Linked DNA regions of Homo sapiens: region 2 is linked to region 1. Evidence: chromatin loops called from intact Hi-C (ENCODE). Cell type or tissue: heart left ventricle. All regions are shown on one strand. Region 1 overlaps TESPA1 (thymocyte expressed, positive selection associated 1). Region 2 overlaps NCKAP1L (NCK associated protein 1 like).

Region 1 (2,500 bases):
AAAGAAAAGAAATTTATTTCTTACAATTCTGGAGGCTGGCAAATCCAAGGTCAAAAGCCTGCATCTGGTGAGGGCCTCCTTGTAGCATCATCCCATGGCGGAAGATGGAGGGGGAAGACAGCGTGAGAGGGCAAGAAAGCAAGACACAGCCAAACTTGGTTTTATAACAAGCTCACTTGAGATAACGAATCCTCTCCCACAATAGTGACATTAATCCATTTACGAGGACAGAGCCCTCATGACCTAGTCACCTCTCAAAGGTTTGACCTCTCAGCACTGCATGGGGGGTTAAGGTTCCAATATACCAACTTTGCGAGACTCATTCAAACCACAGCAGTGCCCTTGTGCTAATTACAGAAAGGCACTCACCCTATGTGAATGAATTAGAAAAAAATGGAGCTCGCTCTTAGAAGATGAAAGCCCTAGAGTTTTTGGATGGCAAGCTCAGTAGGGCTGGATTCTAATTCCCATTTGCCTACTCAGCTGGGTGTCTCTGGGCAATGCATGGGCTGCACAACGCTACACGGTGGCTGGCTGAGTGCTGCTACCACTTCCTATCCACTACTAACAAGTAGTAGTTAATACCTGGAACTTAAAACGACATTATAATGGAAGATCACTAATCTCCAGGAAATAATTACAGACTCTGAAAAAGGCAGAAGTGGGACTATTTCCCAGCAGAACTGAAAAAAATTATCCCACTTAGCTCTGCCTTTGATTGTGGTGAGTGAACTTCCCCCTTCCATATTTATCACACAGGCTTTAATATTGGCAGTACTGAGCTGTTGCTATAGCTCTCTCCGCTTCTTGAGATTTCTTAAAGGGTAATAGAGGAGTGGATTGAGAGAAATAGGTTATAGCTTTGTGAAAAGATGGTTAAACAAATGCACAGGACATTGGAAAAATTTGGGAACTACTGTGACCCCTTCCTCAGCCAAAGACTGCGTCAGGAAAGAAGAGATCTCTTATTCTTCTAGGTAATCATAGAAAAAAATCACAAAATATTTTCCTAACTTACTTGAGAGAAAAAGTGCATTTAATTTATAAAGTTATGCTATTTCATTGATGATCATAAACCATTTTTTGTAAGACTCATAATTATTTTACATTCCACTTAAGGAGGCAAAAAAAGACAACTAAATTGGCTGACACTATGAATTTTAAGGCACAACCTAATTTCAGAGATGTTAAAATGTGGAAAAATGTGTGCCTTAGAATCAATAAAATACAGCATTTTAAACCATTGCCTCTCCTGCTGTAATGAAGCCCCATCACTGGCAGAAAATGGAATCTAGTTAGGTACTTGAAATGTATGACTCCTAGCAATACTTTCTCCCTAGCAATTCAATTCTGATATTTTAAAATACTGACCTTTAGACAAAGTTGGGACAGGTTTGTGAGAGGAACTTGTGTTCTGGGCATTGCATTGCATAGATTGCCCAGGAATGTATAACCATATAAATCCTGCACACAGCCTGCTTTGTGGAACATCTTGGCATTTTTTTTCTTGTGCAAGGCTGACATCTGCTGGACAAACAACACTTAAGCAAAGTGTTGCATTTTAGAGTAAATTCAATTCTTGGCAAGAACCTACTTGTGGAGTATATACTACACATTTTCTGAGGAGAAGTTGCATGTAATTCTTATCTTTGTTTTTTTATAGGTAAGGTGTTTTTTCCTTCTGGCTTCTTTTATGATTTTTCCCTTTACTTGTGATTTTCTGTAGTTTAAAAATTATAAGCTTAGGTGTAGATTTTTGCGTTTTTTTGTGCGTGTGTTTATTCTTTTCGGTGTTCTCTGAGCTCTCTGGATCTGTGGTTTGGTATCTGACATTCATTTGGGGGAATTCTCAATTATTATTGTTTCAGATATTTCTTTTATTTCTTTCTCTCTTTCTTCTCCTTCTGGAATTTCCATTATGCATATGTTACACCTTTTGTAACTGTCCCACATTTCATGGATATTCTCTTATATTTTTTTCAGTCTTCTCTTAGCTTTTCAGTTTTGGTGGTTTTTATAGCTATAGTCTCAAGCTCAGAGATTCTTTCCTCAGCCATGTCCAGTCCACCAATAAGCCCATCAAAGGCATTCCTCATTTCTGTGACACCATTTTTTATCTCTAGCATTTTTTTTACTCTAAGGATTTCCATCTCTCTGTTCATTTGTTCTTGCGCACAGACTACTTTATCCATTAGAGCCCTTATCATTTTAGTTGTTTTAAATTTCCAGTTTGATAATCCTAACATCCCTGTCATATCTGAGACTGGTTTTAACGTTTTCTCTGTTTCTTCAACCTGTTTTTGCCTTTTACTATGTCTTTTTTTTACAACTGGACGCGATGTACTGAGTAAAAGAAATTGATGTAAATAGGCTTTTAGTAATGTGGTGGTAAGGTTTAGGGAGAAGGGAAGCGTTCCATGGTCTTATGGTTAGGTCTCAGTCTTCCAGTGAGACTGTGCCTCTGGATTGTGACTCTCACCTGTGCTTCTCATCCTCTCTG
Region 2 (2,500 bases), 430 kb before region 1:
CAAAAAACACAAAACAAACAAAAAACTACCTCTTTCCTCTGTGGTTTACATTTTAACAAGGAAAAAAGTCCTTAGTCAGAGGACTGACTCTAATTGTGAAATCTCAGATACTTGGGGGAGGTATTTTGAAAGGAGTTGGGGGTCCAGTGGTGAGGGGTCTTGCTGGTGTGCCCCTACAATAATATAGTGTGGATAGTTATTCTCCCCTCTCTAATGTTGCCTATAGCTGCATGCCAGCCACGCATGATCTCTATTCAGCCCTGGCGTGCCATGGCTACTCAGGATTATAATATACTTCCAAGGATTTCTAAGCATGGTTTTCCATTTCTGGCAGTGATCGGAACTAATTCTTTTCAAGGGGAAAAGATAAATACTTTCACTGGGAATGCAGAGGGTGTGAACTGTCAGGTAGAGTTAGATGGAATTAGAGAGCCCAGGTCTTCTACTACCTGAGCTATTTCTCCAGAGGAGGAAGAAAAGCACAGTAATTAGGGATCAAATGTTACTGGAATCAAGTCCCAGCTCTGCCACTGCCAGCTGTGTGGTCGTCAGCAATGATTTATTATCTCTGTGTCTCAGTTTCCTCATCTATAAAAATGAGGATAATAACTGTCTCTAGCTTATTAGGTTACTATGAGGTTTACATGAGATAATATGTGTAGTAAAATCCTAGCACAGCACCTGGAACACAATATACACTCAACAATTGTTACTGTATTTGCCATTATGATTGTAATTCTAATTTTTTTTTTTTAAATCACCTAGAGCCATTGTGTGGCTGGCTGGCTACAATGCCACGACCCAGGAGATCGTACGGCCTTCTGAGCTGTTGGCAGGAGTCAAAGCATACATTGGTTTCATACAGTCACTGGCCCAGTTTTTGGGTGCAGATGCTTCCAGAGTCATCCGCAACGCCCTCCTGCAGCAGACACAACCACTGGATTCCTGTGGGGAACAGACAATCACCACACTCTACACAAACTGGTCAGTGTTGCTTAGGCTTTTCCACTGCCTTACTTTGTGTTGGCACTTTTTCCTTTACACGGTAGGACCTCAGGGCCCGAGCATTTTAGCTCCCAGGGTCATAGACTCCAAAATGGAGGGTTGCTTCTCCTTGAGGAATGGAGCAATAACCTGAGACAAGCCCAGATCCCCTTCTGTCCACCACGAAGTTTCCTTCTCACCCTCACTGGAACATCCTTCAGCCTACCCTGCAGTTATTTGACCTTTTCTCTCTAATATCTAGTTCTTAACCTTTCTTTTTTGGATTCTTACTGTTTCAATTTCAAATGATCTCTCTTCCTCTTTCCAAAGTTCTCTTATTTCTCTTTTTGCCCTTACTTCTCCTTCTGAAAACCATCTGCCTACTACCATCTCTCTGGAACGTCTCCTTGTCCCCAGATGTGACTATTGTTCTTAATAGAGAAGGGAGCCTCCTCCCTGCAACTGGAGAAGGTGGGAATCAGCACTGTTTCCTTTGACATGTTAAGGAATGGAAAGGAGCTGGATTTCTACCTCCCCAAGCCACTGGGTGGCGCTCTTAACCCAAAATCAGCTCAGTAGGCGACAGGCTGCAAAGAAGAACCCCCCAGAACAAGGGGAAACAAAGTTTGCAAATGCAAATGCCAGTTGGGGCCAGGCAGGAAAGGTAAATGGATGTGCCACATGGGCCAGGCAGAGACTTTGAGGAGGTGGTGAGAGAATACCCCTCTAAAGGGAACAGCCACCGCTTAGCTCCACCTGATTGCTGCCCTACTAAATCCTTATATTTTATGTAAAAATCTGTTTCAAAATTTTGACAAAGAATTTTCCATAGGTGCCAGAGAAGGTGATTCAGCCCCTCTTCCCCTGTCAGCCGTTTCAGCGTAAATTCAAAGGAAAAAAAAAGTTTGACTGGGTTTGGCCCACTGACAGTTAGCTTGTGATGTCTATTAGATACAGACCCAGAGCAAGTGCCTGGGAGAGGCGGGTTGGTCAAGCCCTCCTCTACCCACATTGGCTGTAGCCCAGCTCCTTTAAGTTTGCCCAGAGGTCAGGAGGAAATATTTGGAGACTGATGACCTGTGCTCACAGGTACCTCTTTGCCCAGGAGGTTTGAGAGTATATTTCAAAGGAGTCTAATTAAGTAGTGACTTTTTTCTTGCCAGGTTGAGCCTGTCTTACCTGACAGAGGGTAAGGGTGAGGGGAATACAGCTGTTGGAAAAGAGCAGTGGTTGAGGGAGGGGAGTGCATGCTATTGCATTTGACGGTATAGCAAAATACCCTCCAGGTTAGAGGCAAAGTGGAATTCCAGTACTGCCAGTTGTTTTTGATCCATCAGCTTGGGGTGTTAATTAGAACATTGTGCCATCTTCTTTGAGTTTCTTCTCCCTACCCCAGTCTTTTGCAGAGTTTTTCTTTCTGAGCTCAGTGGTAGTAGTAGGGAATGCTGGTAGGGAGAAGGGATTGGATCCTAATCTATGTTTTCTTGGCCAACCCTGTAGGTACCTGGAAAGTCTG

Evidence for each region. Peaks named below come from ENCODE experiments on the same cell type or tissue, not always from the same donor. Only the 100,000 strongest peaks of a DNase experiment are listed, where the experiment ranks them.
Region 2: a loop joins it to region 1, with 8 times the contacts of the local background. A loop is called at or near these places in 2 of 110 quality-filtered maps.

The regions. Positions count from the first base shown.
Region 1 is chr12:54,956,730-54,959,229 of GRCh38, forward strand. All of the region lies in intron 10 of TESPA1 (thymocyte expressed, positive selection associated 1), which reads right to left. Among named protein-coding and RNA genes, the nearest start is that of TESPA1, 27 kb to the right of the region's middle. In heart left ventricle, a CTCF peak has its summit at 1,534 (motif pointing left); no DNase peak of the experiment used is centred here.
Region 2 is chr12:54,525,763-54,528,262 of GRCh38, forward strand. NCKAP1L (NCK associated protein 1 like) reads left to right here. Exons shown (of 31, transcript NM_005337.5): 21 at 766-984; 22 at 2,485-2,500. Among named protein-coding and RNA genes, the nearest start is that of PDE1B, 23 kb to the right of the region's middle. In heart left ventricle, a CTCF peak has its summit at 1,532 (motif pointing right); no DNase peak of the experiment used is centred here; H3K27me3 peaks cover 403 bases.